3 separate regions of the Homo sapiens genome follow, and regions 2 and 3 are each linked to region 1. Evidence: read pairs that join two places in POLR2A ChIA-PET (ENCODE). Cell type or tissue: GM12878. All regions are shown on one strand. Links, peaks and the distances in the headings refer to the core of each region. The heading gives the core; the rest is flanking DNA. Region 1 overlaps TFRC (transferrin receptor). Region 2 overlaps PCYT1A (phosphate cytidylyltransferase 1A, choline). Region 3 overlaps PCYT1A (phosphate cytidylyltransferase 1A, choline).

Region 1 (5,348 bases), core at 349-5,348:
TCCCTTGCTCCCACCAACATCATGGTCTGGGTTACTGCATAGTATCCTGAACTGATTTGTGCCCCTAGTCCCAGCTACTCAGGAGGCTGAGGTGGGGGAATCAGTAGAGCCCAGGATTTTGAGGCTGCAGTGAGCTGTGATCACACCACTGTACTCCATCCTGGGAGAGAGAGGGAGACCTTGTCTCAAAAAAAAAAAAAAATTTACAAAAAGGGAGAGACTGACTGAGAAGACCAGTGTGAACTAGCCCTTGACTGGGCCCAGGGAAGAATGTTGGTTTGAAAGGAGAACACCCTAAGGAATATATAGCAAGTTATAGTAATGGCCCAATAACAAGCATATACCTAAACGAGCTTTTCCTAAACATTCCCGTGCCTGTTCTTCATCATGCCTTTTTCCGCAACACAGTTTGGTGGAGAACCATTGTCATATACCCGGTTCAGCCTGGCTCGGCAAGTAGATGGCGATAACAGTCATGTGGAGATGAAACTTGCTGTAGATGAAGAAGAAAATGCTGACAATAACACAAAGGCCAATGTCACAAAACCAAAAAGGTGTAGTGGAAGTATCTGCTATGGGACTATTGCTGTGATCGTCTTTTTCTTGATTGGTGAGAATGACCATTCCAAACTTCAATGTTTTCTATAACCAACTCTGGGAAGTCTGTTATGTCAGCTCAGCATATAGTTATTTTGTACCTTATTTTTTTTTTTTTTTTTTTTGGAGACAGAGGCTTACTCTCTTGCCTAGGCTAGAGTGCAGTGGCACCATGTTGGCTCACTGCAACCTCAGCCTCCCAGGTTTAAGCGATTCTCTGCCTTAGCCTCCTGAGTAGCTGGGACTATAGGCGCCCACGACCACACCTGGCTAATTTTTTTTTTTTTTTTTTTGAGTTGGAGTCTCACTCTGTGGCTCAGGCTGGAGTGCAGTGGCGTGATTTCGGCTCACTGCAATCTCCGCCTCCCAGGTTCAAGCGATTCTTCTGCCTCAGCCTCCTGAGGAGCTGGGACTACAGGCGTGCACCACCACACCTGGCTAATTTTTGTATTTTTAGTAGAGACGGGGTTTCACCATGTTGGTCAGGCTGGTCTCTAACTCCTGACCTCGTGATCTGCCCGCCTCAGCCTCCCAGAGTGCTGGGATTACAGGCATGAGCCACTTTCCCGTCCACTTTATGCCTTTTTAAGTGCCACTAGGAAGACAATCATGAGTAGATTCTATACCTGTCATTGAATTTAATCTGGTTGGAAAGAGAGACCCATGAATTATTTCAATACGACGTGCAAGTGTTTTCTTTTTATTTATGTATTTTTTTGTTTGCTCCCACTCCACCAGGAAGCAAATGCTACGCTAGAAAATATCCGCAGGACACTGGCGGTGCAGCAGCTCAGTCTCATGTTTCAAGGGGGTCTTTTGGAAAAAACTACCTATGTTTTGAATAGGTAGCTATTTGAAATAAAGCTAGTATATAATTTATTAAGTGGTTTAAAGTATACAAAACTGAGATGCATTATATACTTTAAAACTACTTAGAATTTGATGAAAACCAGTATTTTCAAGGCTTACCTGAAAATATTAACAGATTAACAGGGATAGATTACAAATGAAATTCTGAGTTCAGCTCTGGAACTTTGTCTCTTTAGGATTTATGATTGGCTACTTGGGCTATTGTAAAGGGGTAGAACCAAAAACTGAGTGTGAGAGACTGGCAGGAACCGAGTCTCCAGTGAGGGAGGAGCCAGGAGAGGACTTCCCTGCAGCACGTCGCTTATATTGGGATGACCTGAAGAGAAAGTTGTCGGAGAAACTGGACAGCACAGACTTCACCGGCACCATCAAGTGAGTGCCAGCTGCTGTGCAAGTATCTAGACAAGTAATTCAAGAATTATGATAGGCCACGGGGAAACAATAATGGTGACACTGTGGGGAATGGCTTGTTAGAGAAGACAAGACTTGTCATGTTTAGCTAAAGAGGGGAAGGGGCCTGTAAAAAACTGAAACTATACTGGTAGGGGAAAAGGTAGAACTTCTCTGGGGAGTCTCCTTTTTCTTAAAAAATTAATAGGCCCTTGATGTTTTCCCCATCTTTGTAGCTTATTGCTTGCTGTCATTCTCTGGCTCTGATTTTTCTTCTTAACCTCTTGTAACGTTGTACTAAGCTCTGCTTTGCTGACAAGGACATCAGTAGCTTTTCTCTGTTTTAGGAAGCAACACATGCCAGAAGTAGCCTTTTTCATCTCCTTGATCATGGGTAACTGCCTGCCTTAAGTCTCTAGTGCTTCTTAATTTCTGTGATACTCACCCATTAACCCCTAGGCCAGTCAGTATCCAGAGACAATGTCTCCCTCTGGTGGAGGCTGGAATACGGTGGCGTGCTCTCATCTCACCGCAGCTTCATCCCCCTACCATAGCCTCCTGAGTAGCTGGGACTATAAGCACGCAGCACCACACCCAGCTAATTTTTTTTTTTTTTTTTTTAAGAGATGGAGTCTCACCATGTCTCCCAGGCCGGTCTGTTCTTAGATTTTTATTTATTTACTTATTTATTTTGAGATGGAGTCTTACGTGTTGCCCAGGCTGGAGTGCAGTGGCACGATTTCAGCTCAGTGCAACCTCTGTCTCCCAGGTTTAAGCAATTCTCCTACCTCAGTCTCCTGAGTAGCTGAGATCACAGGCTTGTACCACCATGCTCTGCTAATTTTTGTGGGTTTTTTTTTTTTTTTTTTTTTTTTGCAGAAACGGGATTTCACCATGTTGGCCAGGCTGGTGTCTAACTCCTGACCTCAGATGATCCTCCTGTCTTGGCTCCCAAAGTGCTGGAATTACAGGATGAGGCACTGCACCTGGCCAAATTTCTATTTTATATTTATTTATTTATTTTATTTGTAATGGGCTTTCTGGCAAAAACTAGAAAGCATGCTAGACAAATTCTAAAAGAGCTGTAACACTTGTCCATAGAGTTTTACTATCTTTGCACATACATGCCTCTGTGCAAAGAATAAATTTATCTTTTCCTTTTTGCAAGCTTCCTACACTTACAGTGGTACTATAATTCTTTAGTCTTAAGTTATGGCATTTTCTACTTCATCTAGTTGATGCTTTTGTGTTTATTTACTGTACACCAGACCTTATGGTTAAAGTGAGAGTATAGTCCACCCCACAAAAATGTAAGAACTAATATGCTGAGTAAATAGAAAGAAGTATGGGAGATCGGACCAAGGAGCAGTTCTGCTTCAGGGTATTCAGATGCTTCACAAGTAGGTGAGAATTGAAACTATGCACTCTGTTCAGCACAGTATTACTATCTTAGATTTTATAGTAGATCTGGAAGCTACTCATTTCCCCTAAAACTATCCTAAGCAGATACATTGTGTTATGATGAGGCTCTTGAAGGAGTGCTTTGTAGTGGGTAAAGAAGCTTTGAAGTTACAAGATTTGGGGCAAAATTTTTTTTCTTTTGTGATATTCTGGTCAGTCTAGAAGTTTTGGGTCACAGTTCATTTATCTGAACTATGAGGGATAATATTTTGCTTTCAAAACAATTTGTTTAATCCTTGACTTAAATGTTTATTTTAAAGTAAACTTAAGTTCATTTAAAAGGCATTTTCTCCTCCAGGCTGCTGAATGAAAATTCATATGTCCCTCGTGAGGCTGGATCTCAAAAAGATGAAAATCTTGCGTTGTATGTTGAAAATCAATTTCGTGAATTTAAACTCAGCAAAGTCTGGCGTGATCAACATTTTGTTAAGATTCAGGTCAAAGACAGGTATGTTGAAAGATGGTAAACTTATTTTTATACAAGTAGCTATTTTCAGGTGTGCTAAATATAGCAAAGACTTTTTGTTAGTGTTGTTGGCTTTTTTTTGAAATGGAGTCTCGCTCTGTTGCCCAGGCTGGAGTGCAGTGGCACAATCTCTGCTCACTGCAGCCTTTGCCTTCTGGGTTCAAGTGATTCTCCTGCCTTAGCCTCCAGAGCAGCTGGGATTACAGGCGCACGCCACCACGCCCAGCTAATTTTTGTATTTTTAGTAGAGGTGGGATGGTCTCGAACTTTTGACCTCAGGTGATCAGCCCGCCTGGGCCTCCCAAAGTGCTGGGATTACAGGCGTGAGCCACCGCATGCGGCCCAAAGGCTTTTAAAATAAAAATCAAGCTTAAGATTTAGAGGTAAATTTCCTCAAGCCAAATAATGCAAGACATACTAAATGTAAGCTATTGTGTTTTTTGGAAGGATGACCTTAGGCTTATTTTAACTTAATCTTTTTAACAGCGCTCAAAACTCGGTGATCATAGTTGATAAGAACGGTAGACTTGTTTACCTGGTGGAGAATCCTGGGGGTTATGTGGCGTATAGTAAGGCTGCAACAGTTACTGTAAGTAAAGCAAAACAGTGCATGAGACTCTTCCCTATTGAATCATTCAAAACTCATCTTTTCTGTTCTTAGGAGTTATAAATTTACCTGTAAAATGTAAATGATCATGAGATATTTTGGTTTTCAACCCTCTAATGACACAGTCAACATGCATTGTCTTCTCTCTCTAATCACTTTCCCCATGTCCTGTTTTATTTTTTCTTTATAGTACTGCTAGCAGCTGACATTATCTATGCCTTTGTTTCCATTAGAATGTGAGCCAGATGAAGAATCATGGGTTAGTTCTATTTACTGCCATGTTGCAGAGCTTTGGAGAATGCCTGACATACATAGTAGTATTTGCTAAACAAATGCATATCCTCCCTGTGGGGACAGATGTAAATATCCATCTTGGCTGGGGCCTAGTCTTAGCTTGATTCGTTAATGCTTGATCTTTTTCTATTTTTGTTTTGAGACAGGGTGTCACTCTGTTGCCCTAGCTGGAGTGCAGTGGCGTGAGCTTGGCTCACTGCATTCTCCACCACCACCCAGGCTCAAGTGAGCCTCTTGAGTAGCTGAGATGTCCAGTTAATTTTTATTTTTTATTTTATTATTATTATTATTATTATTATTATTATTATTTGGTAGAGACAGGGTTTTGCCATGTTGGCCAGGCTGGTCTTCAATTGAAACTCCTGGGCTCAGGTGATTCACCACCCTCAGCCTCCCAAAGTGCTGGGATTACAGGAGGAAGCTGCTTCGCCCAGCCCTTGATCTTTTTAAATTTAGGCAAATATAGTCAAATTAACACAGAAATAGAGAACAGATAGATAGAATAATTTTCAGCTTAAAAATCACATTTGTGGCTGGGCGTGGTGGCTCACGCCTGTAATCCCAGCACTTTGGGAGTCCAAGGTGGGTGGATCACCTAAGGTCAGAGCTACCAGCCTGGCCAACATGGTGAACTCTATTAAAAATACAAAAATTAGCCAGGCG
Region 2 (5,645 bases), core at 328-5,327, 170 kb before region 1:
GAGACCAGCCTGGGCAACATGGTCTCTACAAAAAAAAAAAAAAAAAATTAGCTGGGCATGGTGGTGTCCATCTGTGGTCCCATCTACTTGGGAGGCTGAGATGGGAGGATCACTTGAGCCCAGGAGGTCAAGGCTGCCGTGAGCTGTGACCACATCAGTGCACTCCAGGCTGGATGACAGAGTGAGACCCTGTCTCAAAAAAAAAATGAAAAGGTCTTTATAGTCATTTTTCATAACCCAACCTACCCCTAAAATCAGGGTGAATACCCAGAGAACACCTAAAGAAAGGAGTATGCAGTTGGGCCGGGCGCGGTTGCTCACACCTGTAATCCCAGCACTTTGGGAGGCTTAGGCGGGTGGATCACGAGGTCAGGAGATCGAGACCATCCTGTCTAACACTGTGAAACCCCATCTCTACTAAAAAATAATACAAAAAATTAGCTGGGCTTGGTGGTGGGCGCCTGTAGTTCCAGCTACTCAGGAGGCGGAGGCAGGAGAGTCGCTTGAATCCGGGAGTTGCAGGTTGTAGTGAGCCGAGATCGTGCCACTGCACTCCAGTCTGGGTGATGGAGCGAGATTCCGTCTCAAGAAAAAAATAAAAAAAAAGAAAGGAGTATACAGTCATGGAACTGTCACACAGAGCCAGTTCCATTTGCCAAGTACAAGATATCGAATCAATGTATTTTTGTGGCTTGGCATGGTGGTTCACACCTGTAATCCCAGCACTTTGGGAGGCTGAGGCTGGCGGGTCATTTGAGACCAGGAATTCGAGACCAGCCTGGCCAACAAGGAAAAACCCCATCTCTACTAAAAACACAAAAATTAGGCAGGCGTGATGACATGCACCTGTAATCCCAGCTGCTTGGGAGGCTGAGGCAGGAGAATCACTTGAACCCAGGAGGCGGAAGTTGCAGTGAGCCGAGATCACGCCACTGCACTCCAGCCTGGGTGACAGAGTGAGACTCGGCCTCAAAAATAAAAATAAAAATGACAAAAAAAAAGGTATTTTTGTGATCAATTCTTTCATTTGGATTTAGGTGAGCGACCTGTGAGAGTTTATGCCGATGGAATATTTGACTTATTTCACTCTGGTCACGCCCGAGCTCTGATGCAAGCGAAGAACCTTTTCCCTAATACGTACCTCATTGTGGGAGGTAAGAAAACATTTGGTGACTTCAGGTGCTGTGCAGAAAAAGATGATAGTACAGTCTGTCTTTCTCAGCTGAGTACACTGGCTCTTGTTTCCATTTTTAAATGAAGGATGTAGTACAGCCTCTCTAACACACATGAAGTATATGGGTACCAGCAAACTAAACCTGGAGAGAGGAGCTTCAAGCTCCTCGACTGTGCCATCTGGCATTTATTCACTGCTTGTAGCTGAGTTTCTGTGGTCACAGGAGCAGCCGTGACTTCCGTTGTCCACTTTAAAACATTTGCTTTAGATTTCAGTTTATCATTTTGAATTAACTGGAGTACAAAAGTCTGCCAAGGAAATGTTAGGTGGTCCAGTCCAGTGTGAATAAAACAGGAAAACATGTTTAAGGACTTAATTGATGCAGACACGCACAGCAGGTTTATTTCAGAGTCAAAGATCTTGGTCACCTGTTGTACTGTCCCTTCTCCAAAGTATGAACATACTGTTTAGTGAGTGTTGCTCCTGAAGGTATACGCTGCATTAGGAAAAGCGTTATCACCCAGGTTCAACCACCTTTAGAAGACTTTTTTCCAGTTGGGGAAGATGGTTGCAGTCCTAAGCAGTGGGAGAAGATGGGAGAGGTCGGTGGCTGAGGAGGTGCTAAGCAAAGAGGACTCCAACACACAATTTATGATGTGGTGAACCAGTTTGCAGTGATGAGCTCACACACAACTTCAAAGGCTTCACGGTGATGAACGAGAATGAGCGCTATGACGCAGTCCAGCACTGCCGCTACGTGGATGAGGTGGTGAGGAATGCGCCCTGGACGCTGACACCCGAGTTCCTGGCCGAACACCGGGTAAGAAACTGGACACATATTCCCATTCCTTGTTTCAGAATCCCCTCAACTCTCAAAGCTGCTGGCACGTAGGCTGGTTTTCCACTAGCCGTGTTTTACTTCTACCTCTTATGTAAGTTTCGTAGGAGATGACAGTGATATTACTAGTGATAACAGTCACCCCTGACGTTTATATGGGGCTGGATGGTTTGCAAGCACTTTTACATCCATTCTATTCCATTTTCTGCCCACAGCAATCCTGTGGTGTGTTTGTCATTTCCGCTTTACATATGAGTAACAAGGGCTAGAGAAACCAAATAACCTGCTCCAAGTTACACCATTGGCAGGGCTGGGAACTGAACTCGCCACAAGTTACACCACTGGCAGGGCTGGGAACTGAACTCGCCACAAGTTACACCACTGGCAGGGCTGGGAACTGAACTCGCCACAAGTTACACCACTGGCAGGGCTGGGAACTGAACTCGCCACAAATTACACCACTGGCAGGGCTGGGAACTGAACTCGCCACAAGTTACACCACTGGCAGGGCTGGGAACTGAACTCACCAGTTACGAGACCTTCCCCCCACACCATAGGCACATCTACCCTTAGAACATGCCAGTCTCCTGAGAATATCCATAGCCCCAGGTGAACTCTGAAGACGGTCACATTACCAGGAAATAAGACGGATTAACATAGACTTTTCTTGGCTTAAGTTTCATTTCAGGGCTTTGATCTTATGCTAGAAATTGGGTGGAATCAGAAATCAAGGATATTTCTCACTGTTTCTCAGTAAGTTATTATCAACCCCTTACCTCCTTTTAATTCTCCCACATTAAAGTAACAGATTTCAGCCAGGTGCAGTGGCTCACGCCTGTAATCCAAGCACTTTGGGAGGCCAAGGTGGGAGGATCGCTTGAGCCCAGGAGCTCAAGACCAGCCTGGGCAACATACCGAGACCCTGTCTCTACTTTAAAAAAAAAAAAGCCACAGGTTTCCTGCAAAAGGTGGGTACAAAAGATGAGAAGGATTGATTAGGCCAGGTTAGAGGCCCCCAAGCCTGAGGAAATAGCAAGCATGTTGTCAGTTCTCTACAGGGGCGCGTGGAATGTTGTAGGTAAATTGTTCAGTGAGGCAGAAAGAATGAAGGCAGCCAAAGTGCTTCTAAAGCAATACGTGGGTAGGCCTGAAGAGGGGATATTTATTAAAACTATTGAGGATTAGGACAGACCTTTTATAATTCTCTGGCTTTTCTACATCAACACCTAGCAGCCAGTGGCACCAAAGGTGGTAAGCAAGTTTATTCTCAGCACCACAGCCCACAGGCCCAGACAGAAGTATGAAGTTAGAGGAATTTCTAACTCCCCTTTTCTCTTTGTTAACAATATATACTCAACCTTGAGTTTTGCTTGTCCCATTCTTTTTTTTTTTTTTTTTGAGACAGAGTTTTGCTCTGTTGCCCAGGCTGGAGTGCAATGGCGTGATCTCGGATCACCGCAACCTCCGCCTCCCGGGTTCAAGTGATTCGCCTGCCTCAGCCTCCCGAGTAGCTGGGATTACAGGTGCGCGCCACCATGCCCGGCTAATTTCTTGTATTTTTAGTAGAGGCAGTGTTTCGCCGTTTTGGCCAGGCTGGTCTTGAACTCCTGACCTCAGGTGATCCACCCGGCCTCCTATTCTTTACTTTGCTGCCTATGGATCCCTGACAAGTTGTTCATGAGTAATTGAGATGCTGGCTGAGAGTCTCTGACATAGTCCCAATGAACATGCTTCACACTACAGTGGTCTCTCGGGGATGGTATAGTGATCTTAGTAATTATCAGCAAAAGGCTGGTGGCCCATACAGGAAGGAGTAAGTGAAGTTTAGCACGCCTCCGAACAACATTATTGATCCCCAGTATCATTCATCTCTTCTTGCCCTTGCAAAGGATATTCATAGCAGTAAAATGGCCAGGCGCTGTGGCTCACGCCTGTAATCCCAGCACTTTGGGAGGCCAAGTCAGGTGGATCACTTGAGGTCAGGAGTTCGTGACCAGCCTGGCCAACACGGTGAAACCCTGTCTACTAAAAATGCAAAGATTAACCAGGCGGGGTGACATGCGCCTGTAGTCCCAGCTACTCGGGAGGCTGAGGCAGGAGAATCGCTTGAATCCAGGAGGCAGAGGTTTCAGTGAGCCGAGACTGTGCCACTACACTCCAGCCTGGGCGACAGAGCGAGACTCGGTCTCAAAAAAAAAAAAAAAAGTAGTGAAATGATAGATCCTGAGGATAAAACTTCTTTTATTTATTTATGTATTTTTATTGATCATTCTTGGGTGTTTCTCGCAGAGGGGGATTTGGCAGGGTCATAGGACAATAGTGGACGGAAGGTCAGCAGATAAACAAGTGAACAAAGGTCTCTGGTTTTCCTAGGCAGAGGGCCCTGCGGCCTTCTGCAGTGTTTGTGTCCCTGGGTACTTGAGATTAGGGAGTGGTGATGACTCTTAACGAGCATGCTGCCTTCAAGCATCTGTTTAACAAAGCACATCTTGCACCGCCCTTAATCCATTTAACCCTGAGTGGACACAGCACATGTTTCAGAGAGCACAGGGTTGGGGGTAAGGTCACAGATCAACAGGATCCCAAGGCAGAAGAATTTTTCTTAGTACAGAACAAAATTGAGTCTCCCATGTCTACTTCTTTCTACACAGACACAGCAACAATCTGATTTTTCTATCTTTTCCCCACATTTCCCCCTTTTCTATTCGACAAAACCGCCATCGTCATCATGGCCCGTTCTCAATGAGCTGTTGGGTACACCTCCCAGACGGGGTGGTGGCCGGGCAGAGGGGCTCCTCACCTCCCAGTAGGGGCGGCCGGGCAGAGGCGCCCCTCACCTCCCGGACGGGGTGGCTGCCGGGCGGAGACGCTCCTCACTTCCCAGACCGGGTCGCGGCCGGGCAGAGGAGCTCCTCACATCCCAAACGGGGCGGCGGGGCAGTGGCGCTCCCCACATCTCAGACGATGGGCGGCCGGGCAGAGACGCTCCTCACTTCCTAGACGGGATGGCGGCGGGGAGGAGGCGCTCCTCACTTCCCAGACTGGGCAGCCGGGCAGAGGGGCTCCTCACATCCCAGACGATGGGCGGCCAGGCAGAGACGCTCCTCACATCCCAGACGGGGTCGTGGCCGGGCAGAGGCGCTCCTCACCTCCAAGACTGGGTGGCGGTCGGGCAGAGACACTCCTCAGTTCCCAGACGGGGTCGTGGCCTGGCAGAGGCGCTCCTCACATCCCAGATGGGGCGGCGGGGCAGAGGCGCTCCCCACATCTCAGACGATGGGCGGCCGGGAAGAGGCGCTCCTCACTTCCCAGACTGGGCGGCCGGGCAGAGGGGCTCCTCACATCCCAGACGATGGGCGGCCAGGCAGAGACGCTCCTCACTTCCCAGACGGGGTGGCGGCCGGGCAGAGGCTGCAGTCTCAGCACTTTGGGAGGCCAAGGCAGGCGGCTGGGAGGTGGAGGTTGTAGCGAGCCGAGATCACGCCACTGCACTCCAGCCTGGGCAGCATTGAGCACTGAGTGAACGAGACTCCGTCTGCAATCCCGGCACCTCGGGAGGCCGAGGCTGGCGGATCACTCGCGGTTAGGAGCTGGAGACCAGCCCGGCCAACACAGCAAAACCCTGTCTCCACC
Region 3 (5,645 bases), core at 234-5,233, 210 kb before region 1:
TGAGGCAGGAGGATCACTTAAGCCCAGCAGTTCGAGGCTGCAGTGAGCCATGATTGCACCACTGTACTCGAAATAATTCTATTTCTAACACTGTTTTTCACTTTAGATTGGGTAAATTTAGGTAGAATTTGCCACCAAATTATTAATAAAGCTGGTCCTGATTTCATCTAGGATGAGAGGTAGCAAACTTTTTCAGTAACGGGCCAGATTGTAAATAGTTTAGGGTTTGCAGGTCACACAGTATCTGTGACTACTCAGCTCTGCTGTTGTAGCACAAAAGCAGCCATGGACAATAAACACATCAGTGAGTGAACATGGCTGTGTTCTGATCGAATTTTAATTACAAAAACAGGTAGTGGGCCATCTTTGGCCAGCTAGCTGTAGTTTGCTGACCCCTGATCTAGATTTTCTGGTTCTTGAGTCCAGCTCTTTTCCCTACTTTCGCTTAGCCATATACTCCTTCAAGCTTCAAAGGCCTTTACATAGGGGGCAATGTCCTTACACTGTTATCTCCAGAAAGACCTGAGTGTACAGCAAGATGATAGGATTAATGAATGCCAGGAATATTAGATGCACTTTAACCCTTGAGTTTCCAGAGCTTGCCTCTTAGAGCACCAGCTCATTAAGCACCACCACGGTAGAAGCAGAGAAACATCCCAAATGTAAAGTCTGCTTGCGCACTCGGCTTTGGAACTGGGCATTGATATGCTGATAGAAAAATACTGGGCATTGGGTTTTAGTGGGGAAGATAATGTAGGCCTAGAGATGGGGAAGGCAGGAATAGAGTGCAAAGGAAAAATTATGCCTCATCTTTTTGCAAATAGTTCCTTGTAGTAATTGGTCAAGTTTGAGTTAGATTTTTGAAATGTGGAATAGCATATGTAATTGCAACTTGCTACTACAAGAGCTCACCCTTAGTCGCAGTTTTACTTTCCGTGGTTTCAGTTACCCACAGTCAGCCACGGTCAGAAAATAGGTGAGTATGATGTAGTAAGATATTTTGAGAGTGAGAGAGAACAGCCACATTCAGATAACATTTATTACAGTATATTGTTATAATTGTTTTATTATTAGTTATTCCTGTTAATCTCTTACTGTGCTTAATTTATAAATAAAACTTTATCATAGCTCTGTGTATATAGGGAGAAAACAAAGTAGAGTCAGCCCTTCGTGGCCATGGGCTCCACATCCGCAGATTCAGCCAAACTTGGATCGAAAATATTCAGAAAAAAAAAAAAAAAAAAACAATAAAAATACCAATACAACAATAAAAAACAGTACAAATAAAAAACCAATATTGTATAATAACTGGTTACATAGTATTTACATTGTATTAGGTGTTGTAAGTAATGTAGAGAAGATTGAAAGTATATAGGGGGTATAGATTATATGCAAATTCGACACCGTTTTATATATATAAGGGACTTTTGAGCATCTGTGGATTTTGGCATCTGCAGGAGATCCTGGAACCAGTGCCCTGCAGATTCTGAGGGACAACTGTCCATATAGGGTCCATACTCTCTAGGGGTTCAGGCATCTGCTGGCGTCTTGAAACATTTCCCCTGTGGATAAGAGAGGACTCTGCTATATTTAGATTGTTACATAGTTCAGGAAGCAAAGTCCAACTCCTCTTTCCCTTGGTAGGTCTGTTTGCAATAAGGAAGTTGAATAGAAAGGATTGGATAGGCCGGGTGCGGTGGCTCACGCCTGTAATCCCAGCACTTTGGGAGACTGAGGCGGGCAGATCACCTGAGGTCAGGAGTTCAAGACCAGCCTCAACATGGAGAAACCCCATCTCTACTAAAAATACAAAATTAGCCAGGCGTGGTGGTGCATGCCTGTAATCCCAGCTACTCGGGAGGCTGAGGCAGGAGAATTGCTTGAACCCGGGAGGTGGAGGTTGTGGTGAGCTGAGATCGTGCCATTGTACTCCAGCCTGGGCAACAGGAGTGAAACTCTGTCTCAAAAAAAAAAAAAAAAAAAAAAAAAGAAAGGACTGGATAGGAGTCCCTAAAACTACTTGTAGGAGCCTATCATCTTTCAGACTCAAGCATAGACATGCCAGCACCTAGATTCTGTCTCCTTCAGGACATTCACATTGGAAAAATATGACTAGCTGTATCCTTAGTGTCTCCTCAGTGCCACCCCTCCCTCCACAAACACATCTTCCACTTGTCTAGCAAAGCTGATGTGCCTCAGCAGGCATGTGTTGGAACGTGGAGGAACAAGGCAAGCAGTGTGTACTGGTAGGTGAGTCAGCAGAAACCAAACCAGGTCTTTGTGAGTCGGAGTAAAAATCACAGGCACAGATACTGCATTCTGTATTTCGAGGGCACTTTGGAGACACTAATGTACTTAGCAGGCAGGGTGTTGGGGGATGGGTTTTTATGTCCATATTTAGAGTCTGTGCTCAAATTTCAGTGATTAAGATAAGGTGACTTATCTAGGGAGTGAATAGGCAGCAGTTGGAAAGATCAGGTCTTAACAATTGCTGTATTCTGGCTGTCAGCCCTTTTTTTTTTTTTTTTTGATAGAGTTTCACTCTTGTCACCCAGGTTGGAGTGCAGTGGTATGATCATGGCTCACTGCAGCCTCCGTCTCTTGGGTTCAAATGATTCTCCTGCCTCAGTCTCCTGGGTAGCTGGGATTACAGGCACCTGCCACCACGCCCAGCTTATTTTTGTAGTTTTAGTAGAGACCGGGCTTCACCATGTTGGCCAGGCTGGTCTCGAACTCCTGACCTCAGGTGATCCTCCCGCCTTGGCCTCTCAAAGTGTTGGGATTACAAGTGTGAGCCACCACACCTGGCCTAGCTTTTTTTTTTTTTTTTTTTTTGAGATGAGGTCTTGCTCTGTCACCCAGGCGGGAGTACAGTGGAACGATCTTGGCTCACTGCAACCTCTGCATCCTGGGTTCAAGCGATTCTGCCACCACAGACTCCCAAGTAGCTGGGACTACAAGCATGTGCCACCACTCCTGGCTAATTATTTGTCTTTTTAGTAGAGATGGGGTTTCGCCATGTTGGCCAGGCTGGTCTTGAACTCCTGGGCTCAAGCAATCCATCCGCCTTGGTCTCCCAAAGTGCTGGGATTATAGGCATGAGCCACTGTACTGGGCTGTTATAGCCTTTTTGACAAAGAAAGTGTTCTGGAGGATGAACCACTAAACAAACAGGAAGTGTTGGCCCATCCTAGTAGGGCTCTTGAGGGAGGTTCTCTATTCTATCTCCAAATACTTTTCTTCCTGTCTCATTCCTAAGGGTCAGTCTGCAGGGCATTGAGTAATGCACTGCCCCATGTTCGCCTCCTACTGTATTGGCTCTGAGGAGGCGCGATCATTTCCCAGTCCCATTGCCCGCTGGACAAACAGGGATATTAAGGCAGCCTGTGTGTGTGCGTGTATTTTTTTTCCCCTTTGAATGTAGATATTTAAAGCCACCTCCTTTTCCAGAGCCATCACTGTACCTTACTTGAATGGTATTGGTTGATGACAGAGGCGCACTTATCATAAACTGAGAGTCCAAGAAATATTGTTCCTCATTGTTGGAGGTATTCCAAATGGTTACTGGGCAGTTATCGATGTTGTAATGGTGGTGTGGCTTTAGGTACACCTAAGTTTCAGTGTAACAAATTAAGAAGCCAACACGATGTTAGGATGTATTTACTGTCTTCAGTACGCCCTCATCCTCCCACACACCTTTTCTCTACACTTTCTCAGTAGCAAAGGTGATGTGTCCGGGCAAGCATCTATTGGAACATGAGGGAGACTGGGGGTACCTTTTTCCATGATTTTAAACATCAGTTATTATTCTGTATGCTTTGGTGCTGCGGTTATAAGTTAGTAGATGTGAGAGAACATTGGGATGGCATAAGAAGGCCGGGAAAAAATGAAAAAAACTTGTGAGACCTACAGAGTAAAAGTTTATTATTGTTATTATTATTTTGAGACAAAGTCTCGCTCTGTCGCCCAGGCTGGAGCGCAGTGGCGTGCGATTTAGGCTCACTGCAACCTCCACCTCCAGGGATCAAGTGATCCTCCTGCCTTAGCCTCCCAAGTAGCTGGGATTACAGGTGCATGCCACCACGCTCAGCTAATTTTTGTATTTTTAGTAGAGATGGGGTTTCACCATGTTGGCCAGGCTGGTTGCGAACTCCTGACCTCATGTGATCCACCCACCTTGGTCTCCCAAAGTGCTGGGATTACAGGCATGAGCCACCGCGCCCAGCCCAGAGTAAAAGTTTAAACAGCAGTAGTTCTAGAGGAAAGTCATGAGGAGTAATCTTTGCATAATTTCTAAATTCTTTTAGGGTTATCATTATGGAATATCTGTGACCCAGATGTTTTCCATCTCCTGAGAAGTGGATGAGATAAAGAAGTGTCTTACACTAAAACCCAAAAAGCAGTGGGTGTGTTTTATTTTAAATCCGAAGGATCTAAAGACTTCAGTTTAAAGAACAGTGTAGAATATAATGTAAAACCCAAAAGTCATCTTTAGAAAATAGAAGAACTGTATGTAAGCAGATAAGGAATAGTATAAACACATAATAGTGTAAGCAGGTAAAGAAAAAAATATATATATTTTTTTGAAATGGAGTCTCACTCTTGTCACCCAGGCTGGAGTGCAATGGCATGATCTTGGCTCACTGCAACCTCTGCCTCCTGGGTTTAAGCAATTCTCCTGCCTCAGCCTCCCAAGTAGCTGGGATTACAGGTGCCCGCCACCACACCTGGCTAATTTTTATATTTTTAGTAGAAACGGGGTTTCACCATGTTGGCCAGGCTGGTCTTGAACTCCAGACCTCAGGTGATTCGCCTGCCTTGGCCTCTCAAAGTGCCAGGATTACAGGCATGAACCACTGCATGTGGCCTTTTTTTTTTTTGAGAAAGGGTCTCACTTTGCTGTCCAGGCTGGAGTGTAGTGGCATGATCATGGCTCAGTGCAGCCTTGACTTGCTGTTCTCAAGTAGTCCTCCCACCTCGGCCTCCCGAGTAGCTGGGACTACAGGCATGTGCCACTACACCTGGTCAATTTTTCGTAACTGCAAATATCCTATTCCTCAGCAAACTTTCACCCCATGGTTTTAGAATCCTGTAGAGCATTTTTATATCATAAGCATTTTTGAGGTGGAGCTCTGTGTGTGTTTTCCATGCCTTAATTGAAGCTTCCTTGAGAAAATAGTTTGTACTTAATTTTTTTTTTTTTTTCATTTTTTGAGACGGAGTCTCACTCTGTTGCCCAGGCTGGAGTGCAGTGGTGCGATCTCGGCTGACTGCAACCTTTGCCTCCCAGATTCAAGTGATCCTCCCGCCTCAGTCTCCTGAGTAGCTGGGATTACAGGAATGCACCACCAAGTCTGGCTAATTTTTGTATTTTTGTAGAGATGGAGTTTCACCATGTTGCACAGGCTGGTCTCAAACTCCTGACCTGAGGTGAGCTGCCCACCTCAGCCTCCCAAAGTGCTGGGATTGCAGGCGTGAGCCATTGTGCCTGGCCTTTAATTTTTTAAATTGATAAATAATAGTTGTTTATATTTATGGGATACAATGTGATACTTCGATATATGTTTACATGTGGAATGATTAAATCAAGCTAATTAACAAATTCCTTGCCTTATATACTTATTTTTTTGTGGTGAAAACATTTA

What was found. Peaks named below come from ENCODE experiments on the same cell type or tissue, not always from the same donor. Only the 100,000 strongest peaks of a DNase experiment are listed, where the experiment ranks them.
Region 2: POLR2A ChIA-PET joins it to region 1 with 6 read pairs; 5 of 35 experiments call an interaction of 5 or more read pairs at or near these places.
Region 3: POLR2A ChIA-PET joins it to region 1 with 6 read pairs; 4 of 35 experiments call an interaction of 5 or more read pairs at or near these places.

What each region holds. Positions count from the first base shown.
Region 1 is chr3:196,070,421-196,075,768 of GRCh38, reverse strand. It overlaps TFRC (transferrin receptor), which reads left to right. Exons shown (of 19, transcript NM_001128148.3): 3 at 409-610; 4 at 1,644-1,839; 5 at 3,617-3,766; 6 at 4,271-4,373. It also overlaps the pseudogene RNU7-18P. Among named protein-coding and RNA genes, the nearest start is that of TFRC, 9.0 kb to the left of the region's middle. RefSeq lists a silencer at 2,427-2,476. In GM12878, for the core only: a CTCF peak has its summit at 2,349 (motif pointing left); DNase peaks (open chromatin) are centred at 2,298 and 3,228.
Region 2 is chr3:196,243,716-196,249,360 of GRCh38, reverse strand. PCYT1A (phosphate cytidylyltransferase 1A, choline) reads left to right here. Exons shown (of 9, transcript NM_001312673.2): 4 at 1,038-1,154; 5 at 1,843-1,994. Among named protein-coding and RNA genes, the nearest start is that of SLC51A, 30 kb to the right of the region's middle. RefSeq lists an enhancer at 1,387-2,586. In GM12878, for the core only: no CTCF peak of the experiment used is centred there; a DNase peak (open chromatin) is centred at 2,247.
Region 3 is chr3:196,276,171-196,281,815 of GRCh38, reverse strand. The region is part of intron 1 of PCYT1A (phosphate cytidylyltransferase 1A, choline); the gene reads left to right. Among named protein-coding and RNA genes, the nearest start is that of PCYT1A, 8.7 kb to the left of the region's middle. RefSeq lists an enhancer at 2,204-2,816. In GM12878, for the core only: no CTCF peak of the experiment used is centred there; a DNase peak (open chromatin) is centred at 2,255; H3K4me3 peaks cover 525 bases; H3K27ac peaks cover 1,413 bases.